Regions from separate parts of the Homo sapiens genome. Here region 1 is linked to region 2. Evidence: chromatin loops called from intact Hi-C (ENCODE). Cell type or tissue: MCF 10A. All regions are shown on one strand. Links, peaks and the distances in the headings refer to the core of each region. The heading gives the core; the rest is flanking DNA.

Evidence for each region. Hi-C counts contacts between places; a loop is a spot of excess contacts. Peaks named below come from ENCODE experiments on the same cell type or tissue, not always from the same donor. Only the 100,000 strongest peaks of a DNase experiment are listed, where the experiment ranks them.
Region 1: it touches region 2 in a loop (12-fold over the local background); 14 of 110 quality-filtered maps call a loop at or near these places.

The regions. Positions count from the first base shown.
Region 1 is chr6:144,479,574-144,484,960 of GRCh38, forward strand. It overlaps UTRN (utrophin), which reads left to right. Exons shown (of 75, transcript NM_007124.3): 26 at 239-409; 27 at 2,636-2,815. Among named protein-coding and RNA genes, the nearest start is that of SNORA98, 77 kb to the left of the region's middle. In MCF 10A, for the core only: a CTCF peak has its summit at 2,710 (motif pointing left); a DNase peak (open chromatin) is centred at 2,718.
Region 2 is chr6:143,573,175-143,578,561 of GRCh38, forward strand. It overlaps a transcript of PHACTR2 not described here. Among named protein-coding and RNA genes, the nearest start is that of PHACTR2-AS1, 6.5 kb to the left of the region's middle. RefSeq lists a silencer at 2,279-2,328. In MCF 10A, for the core only: a CTCF peak has its summit at 2,366 (motif pointing right); a DNase peak (open chromatin) is centred at 2,377.

The sequences.
Region 1 (5,387 bases), core at 161-5,160, 910 kb after region 2:
AGCTATTTCGAGATAAGAGTATTATCCAAATGTGGTGTGGAATCCCAGTCTTAAGATTATTTTCATTACTGCTTATATTCCACAGCGTTAGCATGAGATGTATGAGATTTTATCTGAATTTTAAAGCATGCAATTCGTTGTGGAAAGTTATTACTGTGCCTTTAAATATTAAGAGCTAAAACTTGACATTGAACACATTAACATTTGTTTATTTGGGGGAATGGCTTTTCCTTTGTAGATCGCTACTCAAAAAAGTAGGTTGTCTGAAAGTCAAGAAAAAGCTGCGAACCTGAAGAAAGACTTGGCAGAGATGCAGGAATGGATGACCCAGGCCGAGGAAGAATATTTGGAGCGGGATTTTGAGTACAAGTCACCAGAAGAGCTTGAGAGTGCTGTGGAAGAGATGAAGGTGAGGCGGGGACGACCAGTGCCAACAGGCTTCATGCCTCCCTCCTCCCTTTAAAACCAGCACATCAATCATCTGTCTATCTGTCAAACACTATGTGCATGTAGCATCTTTCACAGTAGGTTTTTGAATTAAAAAAACATAACAGGGTAGCTGCTCTAATTTTAGCAGGGGAAGAAAGCCAGGAGTCCACATATTTGGCTTGGCCCATGAGTTGAGTCCATGAGGGCCCATGAGACAAGCTCTTAAGTTAGACCTTTGGGAGGCTACAGAGAATGACTTAAAAACCTCTGGTAGTGGGCATGAGGAAGAATGATCATTTTTTTTTAATTGGGGTAAATACATATAACATTGGTCAGCTTAATTTTTAAGTGCACAATCCAGTGGCATTAATTGCATTCATCACTATTTCCAAACATTTTCACAAAGAGTTATTTTTTGTAAGGGGAACAAAAGAGACCTCCCAAGTTGTCTGAGGTTTATTCTTATTTTCCTGTTACTAATCTTCCAGTTAATACATACGGCACATATGAACACTGACGTTTCATTAGAGCAGGTAGGAATAGCGGTAGGAATGCATCGGGGAGTTCATATTAGTTGGATCCACTGGATACATTTCCTGTAAACTTGTACTCCTCTGTCGATAGTCTTGAACACTCTCTTTTTATATATAATAAAAGAACTGGGCATCATTCCCAAATTTCTAACACAGCTTCAACTGTCCTTGAATGTTCAAGCCAAAGGAGATGGTGTTTTCAAAGCTTTTTTTTCCTGTAAGCTTAAGCAACACAGTGACTAATGTTTTACCTCAAAGTTAACTTACCTAGAAGTGTAACTAAAGCAAAAATCTGTGATTTTTTTCAAAAAAGGGATTATATGACATTCATACATTATTATACATGAATCAAAGTAAATATGACAGGAGACTTGTTGGAAGTTGTTTTTTCACTAAAACATCTTTTTTAGTGTAGCTCTTTTTGAAAGATTTAAAAATACTCAGTACATAAGGTATTTTAAAATAGGCTACCATGTTAAGAATTGTCTCATTTATTGTCTTTCTTTACACTATTGGCATTGTAGTTCTGTGGATTTTAAAAGTTGCTATAGATGAGATTTGAGAAAAATGATATTTAAATATTTGATTGGGCAACATTTTATTTATTTTTATTCTTTCAAACAGCCATTAGGACTTACAAAACCACTACACTTAATTACTTTCCCCCAATCTAAGGAAGTTCAAAACCATTAAGTAGTAGAGAAAAGTAAAGGGGAAAGTGAAAGACTGTTTTATTTGTATTTATTGCCATTAAAAGTAATGGCATAAACTGCAATTACTTTTGCACCAACCTGATAGGTTGATTTTCCTGAATGTCAGATTGTTTATCTTAGCACTGAGAAACAGCTATTTCTGGATCAGATCATCTCAGTCTAACTTTATCATTGAAATGCTATTAATTAGCAGAAGGATACATGTGCCTATGTTCTATAATTTTTTAAAAAGCTTAAATTATTTAGAGAACTTTTAAAGATACTTCTACCATAGTGTACCTCAATTTTTGTGAAAATATATTTATCACAGTGTAATCTGCTCAGCCCTCCAGTGATAATGAAAATTCACTCACTTAAATTCTGATCTTGGACCCAGACTTTGAAAATACTTCATGTCAGTAAACATACTTTGGATAACTTACGTTAACACTGCTGTTATGAAATGAAAACATTTGTGGGAGCTGAGTACATTGGATGCATGAGTGAAATTTCAGAGTTAGCATTCTTATTTCAAAAACGCTCAACTGGGCTGGGTGCAGTGGCTCACGCCTCTAATCCCAGCACTTTGGGAGGCCAAGGTGGGTGGATCACCTCAGGTCAGGAGTTTGAGACCAGCCCCGCCAACATGGCGAAGCCTCATCTCGACTAAAAAATATGAAAATTAGGTAGGCATAGTGGTGGGTGCCTGTAATCACAGCTTCTCGGGAGGCTGAGGCAGGAGAATTTCTTGAACTGGGAGGCAGAGGTTGTAGTGAACAAGACTCTATCTCAAAAACAAAAACAAAAACAAAACCCCACAAAGAACCATTCACTGTTACCTAAATAATGTTCTATTTTGGCAGTTAGAATCATCCAGATGTTTTAACTTTGGTTTAATTCTTGAAAAAAAAAGAAAGAAAAGAAATTGGTTACTGAGAAAGGGAGACGTTTTTCAAGTTCATCCATCCTTTCTTGGAACAGAGGGCAAAAGAGGATGTGTTGCAGAAGGAGGTGAGAGTGAAGATTCTCAAGGACAACATCAAGTTATTAGCTGCCAAGGTGCCCTCTGGTGGCCAGGAGTTGACGTCTGAGCTGAATGTTGTGCTGGAGAATTACCAACTTCTTTGTAATAGAATTCGAGGAAAGTGCCACACGCTAGAGGTATGCTATTATTATTATTGTTGTTATTATTATTATTATTATTATTATTATTATTTTCAGTGATGTATTTCTGAGATCCAAACTCTGTAATGTTTTGGCCATTTTCAAATCTTGGAGAAAACTTCTCTTTTCTTTCAAATTCTGGATTATAAAGAAAAAATAGTTCTTGGGAAATAGTTTGATAAAAATGAAAGAGGGGTTAAAAACAGGAGACCAAAATCTGTCCCTAATTATCAGAAGGTTCTTGGGCAAGTCATTTTGTATATTCAAACTTTACTTTTTTTATAGGTGCAATCCAGGTTTTCATGTAACAGATGATCTGTAGGGCCTATTCCAGTCCAAAAATTGCAGAGCACATTTCAAGCCTCTCTTTTGTTTTGTTTTGCCTGGTTGAGTACATAGAGAGGAATTATTTTCTTTTGAGTGGTGTCTAAAGTTCAAGAGTCACCTGAAGGAAAAATAGAACTTAAATATGTGACAGTTTTACTGGGTCTTAGATAAAATACCTTTTTTTTTTCTCCCTGGCCATTACACGTAAAATGTAGATGAGTCTATGAAATTTTTTTAAACTAAGAGTGAGGTTTTGCTTGTTTGTTTTTATAGTAGTATGACTTTTGTTATTGCTTGTTGGAAGATTTAAGAAGGCTTTCAATTTACAACAATTTAATTTACATTCAATTTGACGTAAAACAAATATTTGTATTGTGGCAAATCTTGAAATGGTAAAAAATGGCAACTGCAATATTTAACCTAAATTCATTCATTACTTTGATCATTCATTCATTTGTAAATTCATTCGTTTCTTGTTCTAAACCAATTTTGTGCTAAGATAAATATATATCATTGAGGCAAGTTAGTAAGAAAGCTACTTGATTTGGGATCTGTCTGCTTCTTGGAAGTGGTCTTCTTTGAGTCATTTTTTCTTTCCCATAAGAAAAGAGGTTGTGCTTGCATCTGAGCAGATTTTTGGTCTGCTTTTTGCTTGTGGAAATTGGGGGACTAGAACCTCTTTTCTTTTATTCTAATTCAGTGGCTGGAAAATTATGGCTGAGGATTTTGTTTTGTTTTGTTTGAGACAGGGTCTTGCTCTGTCACCTATGCTGGAGTGCAGTGGTATGATCACAGCTCACTGTAACCTCAAACTCCTGGGCTCAAGTGACCTTCCTGCCCCCGCTTCCTGAGTAGCTATGACTCCAGCCTTGCAATGCCACACCTGGCTAATTATTTTTAAATTTTTTTTGTAGAGATGGGGGTCTTGCTATGTTGCCCAAGTTGGTCTGGAACTCTTGGGCTCAAGCCATCCTCCTGCCTTGGCCTACCAAAGTCCTGGGATTAAAGGCATTAGCCACTGCACCCGGACTGGCTGAGGGTTTAAATCTAACTTGTAGTTTGGTTTTGGATACCTGGTTAACTGAGAATAGTTTATACATTTCTCAAGGGTTGTACAACACATACCCCCCTCCAAGAAGAATCTGTGATAGGAAGCAAATGTGTCCTCCCAAAACCTAAAATATTTACTGGCTGGCCCTTTGTAGAAAAATGTACTGCTCCTTGATCTGGTAAGCATACTTCATATGGAGAGTGGACCGGCAGGTGCCTTCACTCATTTATGTAAACCAGAAGATGCCTCCACTCATTCAGTACATTCAAGACGACAAGCCCAGGAGGCATCCAGCTGAGTTCTTTCTCCTAAACTTACCACTCAAATAAGTTCCTCTTATAATAAGGGATTATAAATTTATAAATGTTTCCACCCACTACACAACCCCTGGGTCCCTGCTCTGGAAACCTCAGAGGGGAATGAGTGATCAAAACCAACACAGTAAGAACAGTATAACTCCAGTTTTGGTAAAATGTGGCTCTCTTATATTGACATGTCCTCATGAATTTAGAAAAAAGTTGGGAAGGCTACATTGCAAACTTTTACATCAGTTAGCTCCAAGTTGGAATTGGGTGGGGCCCAGGAGATTTCAATTTTCTATGAAATTATTTTTTAAAAATTTACAATTGGGAGCAATTTTTTCATTTTGTTCAAAAACCAAACTTTTTTTTTTTTTTTTTTTTTTTTTTTGAGATGGAGTTTCACTCTTGTTACCCAGGCTGGAGGGCAGTGGCGTGGCCTGGGCTTACTGTAACCTCTGCCTCCCAGGTTCAAGTGATTCTCCTGCCTCAGCCTCCCGAGTAGCTGGGATTACAGGTGCCTGCCACCATGCCCAGCTAGTTTTTGTATTTTTAGTAGAGATGGGGTTTCACCATGTTGGCCAGGCTGGTCTTGAACTCCTGACCTCATGTGATCCACCTGCCTTGGCCTCCCAAAATGCTGAGATTACAGGTGTGAACCACCGCACTTGGTCTTTAAAAAACAAACTAAATAATGTTTCTCTCCTGTTTTTCTTACTAATTATATAGTTCTATTTTTGACATTTAAATCAGATCATGGAATTTATTTTAAAGAGTGAGGCAGCCTCTTGCCCACTCTTTGCTCCCCACCCTTCACCAACTGGTCTCATATGATTTTGTTGATTATTTTATTTTATTTTATTTGAGATGGAGTCTTGCTCTGTTGCCCAGG
Region 2 (5,387 bases), core at 306-5,305:
AAATGCCTTAGTGTTATATTCCTGTGGGGAAACCACCTCTAACCCACATTATCAACCATGTGATTTAGAGAGATTGACCCATTCTTTGTTCCTGGGCTTTACTTGGCTTTGGCCAGTCATCAATGGCTGCGTGCTTGGTTTAAGGGTGTGTCCTTGATCCAATTCAGGCCATCGAGATGCATGGAGACTTTCACTAGGTCTTATGGAAGTTTCTTCTCTATTCCATGGAGGTCCCTGGATGCTACATTATTATGTTTGTCATCCATGGGAGCCAGCCCAACTGTGAAGGTTAAGAGAGAAGAGCCTAGAGAATTTCTGAGCTTTGAGAATGGATGCAATTAAGCCTGAGGCCAGCCCTACCTCCAAACCAGTTTTGTGAACCCATGAATTTTCTTTCCCTCCTTTTTTTTTTTTTCTAAGTATTTTTGATTTTGGTTTTCTGTAGCTTGGAAAAGTTTCTGTTGATAACAGATCTTTTTCTGTGCATTCTATCATGTTATTTGTCCCTGTGTTGGCACTTATCTTAGTTAATTATGTGGCTGTTTTTCTTCAACTAAATTATGATGTCCTTGAAACTGTGGACTAAATCACTTACCTGCCTTTCTTATATTTGTATGGAGCTTAGTCCTTCCATTTAGCAGCACTCTGAGGGCCTAATTTCCACTAGGCCCAGAACTGGGTCTGGTTCTCCATAACTGTTTATGGAATCGTGAATTTTATTTAATATGCTACCTGTTTTCGCTTTCTATTATTGCATAGCAAATTACCACAATCCTAGTGGCTGAAACAAGTTACAGGTTCTATGGGTCAGGAGCCTGCGAGCAGCTCAGCTGGGTTCTCTGCTTAGGGTCTTGCCAGGTCACACTCAAGGTGTCAGCTGGGCTGTGTTCTCATCTGGAGCCTGACTGGGGAAGAATTTATTTTAAGCTCATTACACCTGCAGGCAGGATTCAGTTCGTGCAGCTGTGTGGCTGAGTGCCCCTGGTTTGCTGGCTGTTCACTGGAAGCTGCTAGAGGCTCTCACTGTGGGCTTCCTCAGCGTGGCTGCTCAGTTCCTCAAGGCAGGAAGGAGAATCCCGGTCTCTAGTTCACTAAGGCAGAGTCTTAGATAATGTAACATAATCACAGAGTGGTGTCCTGTTCCCTTTGCCACATTCTATCGATAAAAACAAGTCACAAGTTTCATTTACACTCAAGGCTAAGGGATTGTACAAAGGCATGGCCATTGGAGGTCTGTCCTCCATGCTACCTTAAAAGTTCCTGTTCAAAGAGTTTTCTTTAAACATAAAAGTGGGTTCAATGTCTCTCAACATTGATACCTCTCATAGTAGGCAATTAGATTTTTAAAGTTATAACTATTTTTTTTTCTACTCAGGAGTGGCATTAAGTTTGCTTGAAATTTCTTCTTATGATCACCTGTATTTTATTTAGGTTGAATCGTTTTGCAAATACTGGTAAAATGATTCCCCGGAATGTGTTTAACTTTTCAAAATACTTTTATATTCTTTTGATGGCATTAAAAAAAAAAAAGCAGTGGCTCTGAGTCAGTTATGTTGGAAATTTGATGTGAATATTTTCCAAGAGCCCAAAGGACTAAGGACTGTCTCCTATAAATATTTCATTTTTGTTCTAAATCTAACAGCTGGCCTTCTCCTCCTCTCCCCCAATTTTTTAAAAACTAAAGGCGTGGTGTAAAACAGCAACAACAACAACAACCTCCTACACTCCTTTACCCAAAGTAAAAATTAACACGTTAATAGACTTGTGAAATTTGGCCAGATTTTCCTTTATCTATACAGAATTCCTAGATGTTGACTGGCAGATTAGATTTCTCAGTATTTACTTGGCTAGTTAATTGTAACAAATAATCCATTTGGAACATAATTAAGAGATGATAAACAAAAAATAGGCAAATAAATAATCATCAACACTCCAAAAACATTTTCAGCCAGTTATTTTCTTGCATATATTTTCATGTTTTTAATGTTTTACTTTACATCTACGAATTAATTTCTCCATATTGTTTATACATAGTCTTTGAACATCATGATTTCTATCCGTGGTTCATAGTTCGATGAGATAGCTTTCTCTTTTACAAAAAGTCTTTTAAAAATAACTTACCATATTCCTATCTTTAGGTTTTAAACATCGTTTTACATAATTTGTGTACTTTTTTATAAGCACCATGTCTTAATTTTCTAGCACACCTGGAAATGTTATAATGTGACTTAGTCTTTATATGAATGATCTGTCCTTTATATTCTTGATGATGAACTATCAAAACGCCAGTTTAGAGGATGGCTTTCAGAAAGATGGACTTGGAGAAAAAGCGCTCCCTAGCTGCTGTTTTACCGTGTGGACACTAGATGGTGCAGTGGTCATACTGATCAGCCAATGTAATACTGGTAAGACACCAGAGACTTGATGTTGGTGCTTAATAGCTTCCATTGAAAAGACAGATGTACCTATAAATGTATTGTTTGAATAGTTCTCTCTCGTGAAGTACTAAAGTCCTTGAGAAGCAATATGAGATAAATTACTTTTTGTTTTTAACTATTTAATGTTTATTTATCTTCCAATCATTTTAAAACCTTTATTGAACCGTTTTGTTAAGTAAAAATCCAGTCCCTATTGGGGTAAATTGTTTGCAGAGTACAATTGATTCTTAAGTACATTAAGTCTTTCTAAGTGGACATTTGTTTTCAATTTAGAAAAAAAAAGTCTATGTTCCAGTTCTTCGAACAAATATTTTTGAAGTTTTTTAGAAACTTTTTAAGAGTTGCTGTTTTCAGCCAATAGAGCATAATCACATTTCTGGAATGAGATATATCAGACAAAGCCAATGTCCTTGACTAAATTGAATCTTTTCTAAATTGATGTCCAACAGAACTAACATAGATGTTATAATCTGCATATCCAAAGGGTTTTTCTTTATCTTGGCTGGAAACTTGGAGCATCTGCAAGCTTGGTGTCTTCACATTAGATTACTCTTTGTGTGCTAGAATTTGCGATCCAAGCCTGAATCCTTTAATTACCTTTGAGTTATATAACACCCAGGGGACAAACTGGAAGAGATGCTGCTGTATAACACTCCGCTCTCATGACATAGCTTTGGAAGGTCTCTCTTCTCACGCATTTTCTAGATTACGTATTTTACAAGTCGTGGGGTGATTTTCTGTTCCTGAAAAAGCAAGTTTGCTGAATTGCATTAATTCAAAAAGAAGCTGTGCTTAAAATACAAGAAAACAAAAAGTTTAACAGATTTTACATTTATTTACTTTAAGCATAGTGTTCATGACTACGTAAATGGCTTCAAGGGAAAAGTTTATTTCTAACATTTAGCTTTTCAGTTTTAAAACAGAAGTTGAAAGAGGGAATATTTGTGGTTTTTAAAGTTAACTTAAAAATTGTTTGAAGAGGGGCTGGGAGCGGTGGCTCAGGCCTGTAATCCTGGCACTTTGGGAGGCAGAGGTGGGTGGATCACTTGAGGTCAGGAGTTCGAGACCAGCCTGGCCAACATGGCAAAACCCCATCTCTACTAAAAATACAAAATTAACCGGGTGTGGTGGCACACACTTGTAGTCTCAGCTACTCGGTAGGTTGAAGCATGAGAATCACTTGAACCCAGGAGGCCGAGGTTGCAGTGAGCCGAACTCGTACCACTACACTCCAGCCTGGGTGACAGAGTGAGACTCTGTCTCAAAAAAAAAAAAAAAAAAAAAAAAAAAAAAAAATTATTTGAAGAAGTCTAAATTTTCTGACACTGCTTGTATTATAGGTATATACTACTTAAAACTCTATGCTAACATACACAAAAAGCAACAAACTACTATATCAGATTATATATTTATGTGCTTTAATTTGTATAAAATATATTTTGGGGGTTGTTATTTACCCTTATAATTAGATGAACTTCTTTTGAGAAGTTGAATGAAATGTAAAAAACATTTTTCAATTTTAAGTTATATTTTAAGAACACCAAGAATTTTGCTGCAGTGGATCTTCTGGTAGAGGGAAGATTCAGTCTTTTAAAATTGTATTTTAGCATGCTCTGTGTCCAAAACCCTGTGCCAGGCAACAAAAAAGACACATAAAAGTAGCCAACTTGGTCCCTGCCCTTGGGCACTCACAGTCAAGGTCATCAGTATTTTAAAATAAAATATCACCTAACATAGGGAAATAAAATTATGATCCCAGATAACAGTAGAGAAGATGAGAGAAGGACCCTAGCAGTTAAAAAGGTCAGGAGAGGCTTTGTGAGAAGGGAAACATTAAATAGTATTAAAGATTATGTAAGATTTTGACTTAGCAAAAAAAGGTGTGAAAAAAACTCCAACCAGGAGAAATGTGATGAGCAGAGGCATTGAGATGAGAATGCCCCGTGTGAGTTTTCAGTTTCGCTGGAATTACAAGCTAGAAGAGGAGATGAGACCAAATTGATATATCGGAACCCTATTGTGCAAGGCTTTGAATCACAAAACTCAGACATTTGAACTACAGCCTCTAAACAGTAGATAACAGTTGAAAATGTTTGGGTACCAGTGTGAGATCCTGAAAACCATTTAAAGAGATTAACCTGGTAACCATATCGTCGATGGAAAAAAAAAAAGTGAGAGAGGAGAGATGCAAGGAGAGCCTAGAAGCACCTGTTTAGGTAGCTTACATATGAAATAAGAGCTTCAGCAAAGGTTCAAGAAGTGCAACCAAAACCAAGGGAAAGCGAGAGGTATGGTAAGAGAAATATGACTATCAATATAATGTTATAGTAGCATGTACTGTGCAGGTAAGTTCTCATTATTTATTTTTCTAGATTTGTCTAAATCTGGTCCAAGACACTCTATCCCCCGTTCGTTTGCCAACACCTGTGAGAATTCCACAGTCAACTTGCTTACTAGGCCCCTCCCTTTCCCTCTCATGGATTAAATCAGCCATAGTCCAAATGCAAAGAGGGAAGGAGCTTCATTTACTGTTGTTCCTTCACAAAGGAACCATTGCAGTCAAGTGCAGGGCTCCATGAGAGCTGGAGAGGGGTCCCCAGACCTCCATCCTCACGGTCCAGGATGGGGAAGTCATAGCCAGATTTAGCAGTTCCCCTTTGTCAGTGCAATGCCTCATCCTCCATGTTTCCCCTTCTAGGATGATCTAGTTTGATTCAACTCTTCTTGGCCCTTAACTTTCCTCAGGGAGGCAGGGGAGGCCAGAAGTCAAGAGAATAGATACGTGGCATTAGGCTTTCCCCATAAGAAAGGTTGAGCATGGTAGCCATGGAAGGATGTGTAGGTTGTTCACTGCTCAAGAGCATTGACTGTGGGGAAGAATGGGGCCGAAATGCAGCCCATACCCTGCTTGCCAAGCTGGGTACAAAATCACTCCTGCCAACAAGAAAA